Regions from separate parts of the Mus musculus genome. Here region 1 is linked to region 2. The links are chromatin loops, found by intact Hi-C in ENCODE. Cell type or tissue: heart. All regions are shown on one strand. Each heading gives the region's core, and the rest is flanking DNA. Links, peaks and the distances in the headings are about the cores only.

Region 1 (5,986 bases), core at 289-5,288, 83 kb after region 2:
AACCTCTTTGATGGCTCTGAGTCTGCAGAGGGACCAGCTTCCTGCCACCTATGTCCCCACCACCATCCCTTTATCTTTCCAGGCTGCACCGTCCCAGGGGAGCCCACCAGGGAAATCTGAGCTGCAGGCAGGAGCTGTGGGCTGTGTGTCCGCCTGGACCATCGCCTGGGGATGGGAGTGAGTCCCAGGTGTGACCATTGTTCCTGAGCACAGGTGAGGATAATGTGACCTGACAGCCTGAGGAAGGGCCCCTGGAGGATTCATGGGCACTGGAGAAACCAACATTCTGTGGACATCCCTATGGCCCCAGCCTCTTCACTTGCTTCTAGAGTCAGTGGTTTGGATACACCTGGGCTCTGGGGCAGCCCATTCTCTGAGTGCCTTGGCAAAGATCTCCACTGGGAAGGACAGAGTATGTATTGTCGGGGATGCAAGCCCAACCTTGGTGTCCCATTGCCATCCATGACCACAAGAATTCCTTTTGCACACTACTTGACAGCAGGAGGACCCCCCCCCCCTGCCCAGCCCTCAACCAAGCCTGCACCCATGGGGACAGCTTCCTCCATTCCTCATTTCCCTCCTGTCACTTCCTTGGGGCTGGAGGAAGGCAGAGCCCTAGCCAAACATACCTCACCCACCATTTTTTTTCCAAAACCTAATTATGATGGGCACAGACCCAGGCCCAGGCCTGCCAAGATACTCCCCGTGTGAATACCTGCACAGGGCCCTCCTGTGGGAACCAGGAATCACCAGAGCCTGGCATCTGTCCCCAGCCTGTCTTGTGACATTAGGCAGATCAAAGCCCCATTGTAAAAAGTCATGCTCACTCTGTTTGTCTGCTTAAAGCCTGTGTCCCAGGCGGGTCCTTCCCTAGGACAGACTTGGGGAGAGGGATCTGACCGCCAACACAGGACTCTAGCCCCAGCCAAAAAGTAAAATCGTCTTTCCTGGGTCTGAGGCTGAGCACACCCTGAGAAAAAATGAGTTCACATGGGGCAGTGTGCCCCCTCCAGCATCTACCCAGGAACAAGTTTCTACCCAGTTCTACTAAACTACTAAGAGGGAGCTTAACCTCCCAGAACCATGGAGGTGGAGTGGGGGAGGGGGGAACAAGGCAGCTGAGGAAATGGAGGGGGTCACTCCACACCACAGCACCCACAAGGCAAGAAAGGGAGGATATATCAGATACACCCAAGGGGGATAATAATGTCTGTGTCATTTGATGGGGAGATTCAGATGGCTTAAGTTCCTGGGTGACAGTGAGCTAGAGGGGTCCTAACCATCTTATACTCTACACATCCATTGGTATTGGCTACCTCAAGCACAGTGCCAAGGTGGATTAGTAATGTCTGCCTGGGTGCTTGTCTCACGGTGGGTGATGATGTCATCTCTGGTGTATTAGTCAGACGAGCTAGGATTTGTAGTCTTACTTAGTAAGCCTCTCACAGCTCAATAGCTTAATGCTGTGAGGGGTTGTTTTCCTCTCACCTGAAGACTGCAGTGAAAGGATGTGTCTGGTGGCCCAGGGTTCCATGCTGTCTGTATCCCATACTGCTGCTGGAGAGGTCATTGGAACTTCTCATGGTTGCTATGATCAGAACTGTTCTTCCCCCCAACCCCTCAATTCACACGCTGAGGTTCTGGTCTTCAGTTCCCTACACTGTCACTATGTTTGGAAAGAACCATTGATGAAGTTAGGTAAAAGTTAGGTCTTTGTGTCAGGCCAGAGAAATTAGTCTTTATAAGAACAGGACCTGGGTGCGTTCAGAAGACAACCATAAGAGGGCACAGAGAGAAAGTGCTCTAGACAAGTGATGAATACCTACCTCAGGAGGCTCCATCCCTGCAGCACCCTGGTGAGACTCACGACTTCTGTTAAGCCTCCTGGCTATATCAACTACATATGTCTATAGTGTCCTGGTTTTGAACTTGGGCTCTTGTCTTGGTAGTGCTATTTCAAGAGGTTCTAAAATTTTGGAAGATGGGATCTACCTAGAGGAAGTAGATCACAGGAGTTGGGTCCTTGGGAGATCTGATTCATGGCCCTTTCTTGTCTCTCACTGTGTTTTCTGTCCACCATGATGCAAACTGCCTCCCCATCACTTGTTTTTACTACCATAATGTTCTGTCCAAGTACACAGACTAAGCAGTCATGCATAGAATAGAGCCCCCTGAAACCATGAGCCAAAACATATTGTTCCCATCCCCTGCAAGCTGTGCTCTCGGACAATTTGGTCAAAGCTACCCAAAATAACCAGTGTAAAGAACTGATGCTGAGAAGTAATGCAGATGCTGTAACCAAACCTGGCCATGTTGTGTATCAGCCTTTGCAACCAATTTGCTAAATCAATCTAAAAGAGGTTAGAGCTGCTGATTAGAGGAAGCCCAGAGTACTGCAACGATCTTGCGAAAGCTCAGAAGATCAGATGCTGACAGGAATGGAGAGAGCTGAGACTCATGAGGTTTCAGATGGGAACAGGAGTCCCTGGGATTGGACAAGTGGCCCTTCACATAATGTGGAGGAATTATTCCTCACTGAAACGTGACATTTTGAGTGAGGTTGAATTTTAAACACTAGCTCAGAGGAAGGACTTTTTAAGGCAGTGTGGTGTGTGGCTGTGGCATGGACATTGCATACTGTGTTTAGCCAGCTTTACACTGAAGAGAGAGAGAGAGAGAGAGAGAGAGAGAGAGAGAGAGAGAGAGAGAGAGAGAGAGAGAGAGAGAGCAAAGAGAGCGCAATGAGAGTTGGAAAGAAGGGCAGGTTTAAAAACTGTAGAGTTTGGCCAGAAAATGAGAGCATTCAAAGTTTTATACAAGTAGGGTGTGGTTGTTAAAGAGATTAGCATCTTTAAAAAGAAGTCAAGTACTTTGAATCAGGACAATAGCAAAGATGTCTTAAGGGCGTCTCAGGAATTAGCTGGACCCCACCCATCCCAGGCTTTTCCTTGAGAAGAGTGCACCCAGGAGGCACCTTGCTCACACACAGCTGCCTGGAAAGTTGTTTGCCCATGATTCATTTCACTGTGCTCAGAGACACAGGCACTAGGAGGCTGCTGCACTTGTGGTCTACAGAGGTCTGGCTGCTACTATACTGGTGGTGACCTTGACATTGTTCTCATCACACTGGTTTTGCAGAAAGCAAGGGTGAAGGGAGAATGGGGGGTTGTACCCAAGTTTCAAAGGAAGACTTGGGAGTGGCGGGGCCAGAATCCCTGCGAGCAGGTCCCTTCTCCCTGAAAGAGTGTATATGGAGCTATATGATGGAGCCTAAGCTATGACAGAGACCCCAGGAATACAGAACATCTGGCCCGCAAGGGAAACAGCAGTCAGTAGGTAGAGCTGGTCCAAGAGTGAGGCTGCAGGGTTCGTAAATAGCAAGATGGTAGCAGTGAGCTTCCAGACCCACTGGAGTTTACTAAGGCATCGTATTCCCAGAGAGGCCTACCTCTCCCACTCATTGTCTGCTGTGGTGATCCTGTGAGAGCCAAAGTTATGTTCTAATTTTTAACTACTGTGCTTAAGAGATCCATGGAACAAAAATGCCTCTAACTTGTAAGCCCCACTCCCCTACCCAAGGACAGATATCTCCTGAAATGCTGGAGGCTAATGTTTATGGAATATAACACGCCATGTGTTTCCATCCCCCGCCCCCAAATTTGTTTGACCCAACTGCACTGGATATACTTGATCACATGTAGGCTGGAGATACATAGGCAGGAAAGATGCCAGGATGTATGCCTTCCCCTGATTGGACTTGAAAAATACTGTGACTTTATGGGGTCACCATTTTCTGGGAACCCAGGAATGACCTGGCCAGAGTCCTGGCTAATATTTAATTAAAGCTTGCTTCAAATTTGGCTCATAATTACAGTAGTGGTCTTATTCTTGACTGGTGGGATTAGCAATCCTCCTTTACCTTGCCCTTTAGAATAGAAATGTCTATCACTGTATATTGGTTGTAGGTTAACTTGCTTTTTAAATTTTTTACTGGGGTTCACAGCTGAGAGCTGCCTTCAGTCTTAGAGATTTAGAACTTGTTGGGACATTTTGTTTGTTTGTTAACAATGTTGTGGGCTAGAGAGATGACTCAGCCATCAAGAGTGCTTACTGCTCTGACATGAGGACCTTTGGTTGGACCACAGCACCAGAATGATCATAAATGCAGGTAACACCAGCTCTGGGGTCTGACTCCCTCTTGTGGCCTCTGTGGGTACCTGCACACACACAAGCATATACACTCACACACATACACAAAAACAAAAGAAATATTTTTTCTTAAATAGAAAGTTCTAGCTAATATAAATAAATGGGAGGGATTGGTCTTGAATACTGTTGGAAATGTTAAGACTATGAGATGTTAATCCTGAGATTTTCTCGAAGAAAACCAATTCTACCATTTGGGGCCAAATTTCTTCTCTTGTTTGTTTGTTTGTTTTTGTTTTGTTTGATTTTTGTTTTTCAAGACAGGGTTTTTCTGTATAGCCCGACTGTTCTGGAACTCACTCTATAGACCAGCAATCTGCCTGCCTCTTTGGGCCAAATTTGAAGCAAACTTTATTACATATTAAATCCTGACCAACAGATGGACTTTGCTCAGGACTACTCCCTGGAATTTCCCAGTAGAGAATAGCCCCGAACCATGTGTTACAGGGGTTTATAAGGACAAACCTATAGGCCACTGTTCTTTCCAACGAGGCTTTGTTATTTTTTTCAAGAACTACAACTCCCAGTATTCCAGAAAGTTACCTGGTCCCTGAGCCGGTGGAGCTTAGAGGTTAATTTTGGGTCATTATAGGGGCTCTTGGGGCTACACTTATTTTGTAAAACGGCCATGGATGAGGAGCAAGGGGCAGAATGTTACAGTTTGAATATGAAATGCGCTTCATGAGTTCATGTGCTGCGGGCTTAGTGCCGGTTGAGGTTGTGCAAACTTTAGAGGGTGGGACATCCGGTGAAGTCAACCCCTGGGGAGGAGTCTGTGGGAGCTCATGCTCCTGGCAACTTGCTGTCTGTTGCTTTGCTTCCTGTAAACCATCCCACGAACAGCGCTCTCCCTGCATGCTTTTGCTGCTCCGATGTTCTGTTCAAGTGCACAGGACCAAGCCACCAGGAACTGAACCCTCTAAGATTATGTCCCCAGACAGGCCCTTCCTCTCTTCCTGGTTCCTGCTGGATATTTGGTCAGAGTGCTGAGGAATGAGGACTCCATGCAAAGGTCAAAGGTGAAAAGTCAAAGGTGAACGCTGGGGACATTGGGGAGTAGGCAGGTGGTGGGAACACAAGTGTCCTTGCACCTACTTGTATAGGCACCTGTTGAATGCCTATATAGGACACTGACTGGAGGATTGGGGACAAAGCCATCTTAGGTCCAGGTTATGGCAAGTTCAAAGGCAGTACCTGGTGTGATTTGCAGGACTTTTGTCAAGTCTGACTGCAGTATCACAAAAATCCCTTGGGTCTGTCTTTTTCACCTGCAAAGGGACCATGGACCTCAGGAAAGGAAACGGAGCTCAGTCAAGTGTTCAGCACCAGCTATGGAGCAAGTCAGTCTTGCAGCCTCTGACCCTCTTTGCTGCCTGGGGAGGGTTACCAGCCTGGCGCTCACCAGTGAGAGCAGATACTCCGATACCTCTGAGGTGGCCCAACCTGCAACTCTTCCCTCTTCCTGGAAAGCCTGTCCTCTCCTTGGGAAGGCCCTCATTTTCTTCATCAAGACAGGAAGATAGCAGGGCCACCATCATCCAGACTGACGCGTGAACCATGGAACATGCCCTAGGATCATTCAGTCTCCATGGGGTTAGCTGTTGAAGCTGGTTTTCTGAGGGTTCTTGAGAAAATATTTCTTTGAGAAAGAAGCCCTTAGACGTGAACTGTTTGTCAGGTAAACTGAGGAATTGGATACTCAAAGGAAAACCCATTTCTGCAAGGGGCTGGCACCCTCAGATCTCACACACCTGGCCTCCCAACAATTCCCGTTTACTTT
Region 2 (5,986 bases), core at 531-5,530:
GTTAGCTCTTTGACCAGTCCAGAAAGGACTGTCCCCAGACCTTTCCCAGTAGCTGTTGTAAGAGAGCCCCATGGTTGATGTCTTTGATAGATATGCACATATTGTTCCACATGCCTGAGACTGGAGGATAAGGACAGAAGTCCCAGCCCAGCTCCTCCCGTGCTCTCCTTGGCTCACAGATAGCAACTCTTCCTGCACTCACCTCTGTGCATTTGTATTTTTATGAAAGATACATCCGATCAAACTAAGGATCTACTCTAACCTTTATTTCTGAGGCAGGGTCTCACTGTATAGCCCAGGCTGGCCTCAAACTCATGACCACCCCTCTCACCTCTGCCTCCTAAGCACTGGGATGACATTCACTACCCTTGGCTCAAAAATTAAATTTAATTCTCACCACATGCCATCATTTTCGGGGGCACTAGGGATGGGGGGGGGCGGTCAGGACTTAAGCGTAAGCATTTTGAAGGATACCACCAGCTGGGGACACGTCCCTGGGAAGAAGGTAGGTAAGGCAGAAAGATAGACTCGGTGTGTTAAACACTGGTGGAGGTCTTCCGGATCATGGCCTTGGCTAGCTGAGCTGAGCTGTTGAGACCTCCTGGGGAATGGGTCCCACAGTGGGGACTTGGCAGCCTGAAGGGAACAGCAGGGACGGGGGTCTCAGACTACATGTCCTTTTTATTCTTCCCTGACTCACTGGTCTCTTCAACAGAAGTAGACAAGTGCTCACTCACAGGCCAGCAGTACACGGTGGCCTGGCTGGGCCTTTAGAGGCAAGCATTCTTCCTGCCCTTCAAGCACATGTGGACTCTGGATGATGGACAGATGGCTTGTTGTTCTTTGCCTCAGCATCCACATCTGTCAAATGAGAGACACTGAGGGAGCTCTTAGGGCTGCGGCTGAGGCTCGCCCTAAGGGGGCTGACCCTGTGTGGCTATGCTTGGGCATCTCTGTCTCCGTTACTTACACTCATCTCTGGATCCTTGGAATACTCTGGGCAGGCAGAAGTCCTGTTATTTCAGTTACCGAGCTGTTGGGAAACTGTGGCCTGGACAGATGAGGCCACAGGCTCAAGGTTGTGGGGCCAACCCTGGGTCAGTCAGGCACAGGTGAATACCTGGTTCCCGCTAAGGAGCCGATGGATACCCCTCATGTGTCCGTTTTTGCCCTCTGCCCATTTTGGGTCCAGTTAGCTTCCCAAGGAGTGGCCAACCCACCCATGGAGCAGTGACCCCCCCCCCCCCAAAGCGAGAGATCCATCCTTCCTCCTCATGCAGCCAACAGGTCCTCCTCCATTGGAGGGGACCAAGATGCACAGGACACTTGGTAGCATCCACAGAGTGATACACAATGTGGACCAGAGGCTGCAAGGTTAAAGGCAGATGAGGCAGAAGGCTTCTTAGAGGAAGCACTTTGAGAGATCAGAGGTTCATTGTTCTGATGAGGGAACAGCAGGAGTGACCCTGGGGAGAGCAAGACCACCTGTCTGCTCTCTCAGAGCCCCACAGAGGTCAACATATCCTCTGTTCACCCACCGCAGAGTGGCACACTTGGTGGGTGGAAGTGGTTGTGTGGTCCAGGCTCTGGATGCCCAAGCTCTTCACTGAAGTTTGTGCCATGGTTGTTCTCAGAGGCCCATTTAGTAAAGGCTCCATCTTCAGAGAGGTGCTACAAGGATGGGTGGAGCCTCTGAGAGGCAGCATCTAGGGCAGGCTTCAAGATGTGCCCTTGAAGGGTACTGTGCAGGCTTCTTGTTTTTTTCTTTAGGTGGATAAGGTGCTCTCTTCCTTCCTTCCTTCCTTCCTTCCTTCCTTCCTTCCTTCCTTCCTTCCTTCCTTCCTTCCTTCCTTCCTCCCTCCCTCCCTCCCTCCCTCCCTCCCTTGCTTGCCTCCCTCCCTCCCTCCCTCCCTCCCTCCCTCCCTCCCTCCCTTCCTTCCTTGCCTCCCTCCTTCCCTCCCTCCCTCCCTTCCTTGCCTGCCTCCCTTCCTTCCTTGCCTCCCTCCCTCCCTCCACCTCTTTCTTTCTGGATCTGGGGCTGGCCTGGAATTTGCTTTGTAGGCCAGGCTAGTCACAGTCTGATGCCTTCCTGTCTCTGCTTTCTAAGCGCTAATATGACAGGTGTGCACACTGTTCCTGGCTTATTTAATTTAATTTAGTTTTGGGAGCTAGGGCTTTACTATGCAAACCAAGCCCACTTAGAATTCATGATGATCCCCCTGCCTCTGCTTCCTCAGTGCTTGGAATAGGTGTGTGGTGCTAGGGATGGAACTCAAGTCCTTGTGCATGCTGGGAAAAATCCCTCTATCAACTGAGCCAGCTCTCATGGAGATCATTAAATAATAACAGTCCTTGATGCCTCCCCATCCCCATCTACAGACGAGGAGACTGAGGCTTAGAGAGGTGAAGGGCTTACCCAGTGAGTCCTGTTGGGGCTCAGACCCCTGCTTTGTGGGTGTAGAGAGGTAGCCCTGTGTCCTCTGCCTAGCATCCCCCAGTAGAAGAACATCTTTAGCCCTCTCCTTCTCTCCACAGTTCAGTGGGTTAGGCCAAGGCCCTGCAACTAGATCCCATGGTCATTCTGTGGGGCCTGAGGTGTATCACCTGGCTCCCATATGTGCCTGAGGTTGCTGGCTAGTTCAGCAGGGGTGAAGGTTGGAGAATGAGCTCTCAGGGCTAGCTGACCTCTACATGCTGCATACATGTCCACACTGTAGCCCGGCTTCTGTCCCATGAATCAATGTATAGGAACTCCTGCCAGGGCCCAGCACACAGTAGGAGTTTTGGGTATCATTTCGCATACTGGAGACAGGAGGTGTCCTGAGAAATAGAACCCAGCACCCGGTCTTCCTGGGTTGCTGGAGCCCCATTTAATTCTGCAAAGGTCAGTTTACTCAAGGGGTGGCAGTGCCTGGGGTGGTGCTTGGCTCTGAGAGCACTGTGTGAGGAGTCCAGAGAGAGCACTGGGCAAGGAGTTGGAAGCCTCATCTGCAAGTCCCCAGCTAACCTAGGCCACACTGCCCTCTCCTGGCCCATGTGCTCCTCACCCCTGATGTGGCCCAGGTAGACTGCTGGCCATGGGACAGGACCCAGACACTGCCTGCTGTTTACCAGGATTCTGCTTGGAGGGTTCCACCTCCTGCCTGCAGCCCTGCTGCGGGCCTCCTCCCCACTGTGTCTGACTCACAACTTTGCTATGTATGCAGAGAACATTCCTGAGCCCCCGCCCTGCAGCAGGGCTCTCTGTGGGGGCAGACTGCAGGGCTGTTCACTGTCCCTGGAGAAAGACTTTTGCTTCCCTAGAAGTGTCCCTCATTCTGCCCTTGGGCCTCTTGGTGGTGGCCACAGCCTGTTCCTGTCTGGGACCTCAGCAAGTGTGTGAGTGTGTGTGTGTGTGTGTGTGTGTGTGTGTGTGTGTGTGTGTGTGTCTGGGGATTTCCTAGGACTAATCACTAGTCATCTTACCACAGAGGATAATGAGTCAGAGCAAGCCAGTACACCTGGGTCATCTATGTTCATAGACCTTAGACAAGTGGGGTTGGCTTTGTGTAAGTGACAGGGGACATGTGGTTGCAGCAATAGCAGCTGCAGGGCCCATGCACCAGTGACAATCATCTACCCAGTAATGTCCACACAGCCTGGCCTTCATAGAAGCTCCTCTTGGTAGATGAAGTTCAGCTGTGTGGCAGAGCCAAGTTCTGTACTACAGGGACCACTGGGTCTTCCCTGTCTGTCAGCAAGGAACCCTCAAGGTTCCCTAAAATCCTCAAGGCCACCCCCAATCAATCCTCTATACTCAGCCCAGGTCTCTGTTTGTGATATTCTGCTGTCCTTCCCTCAGCTGTGGGAGTGTCTGGTACCCAGGCCCTCTGAGTGCACAGGGCTAAGTACTCACCCGCTGTCAGTGACAGACACTGCTTGATGCCTGGGATGCTTAGGATCCTCTGCCGGGACCTGGAGCCTACCCCTGCCCCCACTTCCTTGCAGGAAGGCTCAACAGCCCTGCTGCCTTTGCCTTGCCTTTTCCTCCAGGATTCTGGTCCTGGCCTCACCCCTCTTTCCTGGAAGAAGAGACTCATTGTTTTTGGATTTGCCATGGATCCTAGGAGCCAAGATACATCTGGAAACATCAGGGAGGAACACAGAGTACTGGAGTGAAGGGTATCCTCTGTGGGGCCTTATCTTATGCAGAGGAAGGGAGGTGTTGATGCTGTTGTATTGGGGCAGGTTATCTCATCTCTCTGGTCAGGGTTGGGGGGGTGGTCCATGCCATCTACAGTTTTTGGGGGGGGTCAGTCAGCACATCTGGCAGACACTGAACCTGGGTCAGTGCCCTGTGAGAGCCTTGCTGTGACTCAATGTGATCATCTTAGTGTGGTGACTCTTGCAGGAATTCTGGGAAGGGACAAACCAGTGTAGGTAACAGAAGGCACTGGACTGGCTCTAGCAGCCTAGGCCTTTAGGTTGCCTGCACCCTCCAAGAGGGCCTTCATTGCTCTTGAGCAGATCTATCCCATAGAAACATCATATAGACACCGGGGGCTGAAGAGTGGCTCAGCGGTGGTTAAGAGACTGTATTGCACGGCCACTCTTGCACAGGACCAGAGTTCAGTTCCCTGCATATCTGGTGGCTCACAGCGGAACTCCAACTCCAGTAGATCTACTGCCCTCTTCTGGCCTCTGCAAACACCTGCACTCATGTGCACAACTTCACACAGACACATGTAGATAATTTAAAGGAAAAAAAAAGTCAAGTGTTGGAGGCCCAAGCCTTTAATCCCAGCATCCATTGGGTAGAGTCACATAGATCTCTGTGAGTTAGAGGCCAGCCTGATCTGCATAAGGAGATGTCAGCCCAGGGATACATAGAGACCCTGCCTGTCTCAAAACAAAACTAATTAACAACCAACTAACTAATTAAAAAGAAATCTTAAAGGTAAACTACTTAAGAGGATGCTGAAGTTTTGAGTTGGCCCCTTAAAGAGGCCAGAGGAAGGAGGTAAAGTGGACATTAACTATGTCTGCATGTGACTGACACTCAGACCCTGAATTGTGCATTCCAATTCATCACCATCAGATTGTCATAAAAAGACTCTGCCTGTTGAACTCTGCATATTGATCATGGTGCTGAAGTTGTATTTAACAGCTTCAGGACAGGCAGTTGTGGCACACTCCTTTAATTCTAGCACTTGGGAGGCAGAGGCAGGGGAATCTCTGGGTTCAAGGCCAACCTGGTCTACAGAGTGAGTTCCAAGACAGCCAGGGCTACACAGAGAAACCCTGTCTTGAAAAACAACCAAACCAACCAAACCAAACCAAACCAAACCAAACCAAACCAAACCAAACCAAACCAAACCAAACCAAACCAAACAAACAAAACCCAACAAACTTGGGTCTTCTAGAATTGCAATCTGTACCCTTAACCAATGAATTCACTCTCTAGCCATCATCACCACCACCATCATCATTTGTATGTAGCTCAGGCTAGCCTCGAACCTGACATGAGCTGAGGATGACCTTGAACTTCAGATCCTCCTGCCTCCACTCAACCCAGTACTGGAATCCCAGGCATGGGTCACCACACCTGTTTTGGGGGGACATGGGGGATCAGACTGTGCGTGTCCTAACCACTATACCTATTGGGCCACTCCTCCAGCTCTGCATCTGGTCTTGAAGTGACTTCTTTGCTGTGAGGCTGAGGGAGGTAACAAGGGGTGCGTGGGAGAACCACACTGAACTGCCCTTTGTGAGGCCCTGGAGAGGAGCAGGGGAGGAGACACAGAGAGGTCTGTGTAGTTTCTTAGAGGCGAAGCAGGAAGCCTGCCCTGGTCATTGGGATGTTGGGACGAGCTCACTCTGGGTCTTAGCCTGTGGGCCTGGCATTTGCTGGGTGCCAGCTGCCTGTGGTCCTGGGGTTGGCACAACAAGTCTGGCCGCCAGCAGCAAGGTGGGTGGGGCGTGCTGAGGGGCAGCATCCATCGCTCCA

Evidence for each region. Hi-C counts contacts between places; a loop is a spot of excess contacts. Peaks named below come from ENCODE experiments on the same cell type or tissue, not always from the same donor. Only the 100,000 strongest peaks of a DNase experiment are listed, where the experiment ranks them.
Region 1: a loop joins it to region 2, with 1.8 times the contacts of the local background. A loop is called at or near these places in 1 of 42 quality-filtered maps.

Annotation. Positions count from the first base shown.
Region 1 is chr7:145,136,265-145,142,250 of GRCm38, reverse strand. No RefSeq gene overlaps it. Among named protein-coding and RNA genes, the nearest start is that of Gm45181, 28 kb to the left of the region's middle. In heart, for the core only: CTCF peaks have their summits at 2,974 and 4,218 (motif pointing left); a DNase peak (open chromatin) is centred at 2,979.
Region 2 is chr7:145,219,629-145,225,614 of GRCm38, reverse strand. It overlaps a transcript of Tpcn2 not described here. Among named protein-coding and RNA genes, the nearest start is that of Smim38, 15 kb to the right of the region's middle. In heart, for the core only: CTCF peaks have their summits at 3,041 (motif pointing left) and 4,669 (motif pointing left); DNase peaks (open chromatin) are centred at 3,194 and 4,044; H3K27ac peaks cover 3,480 bases.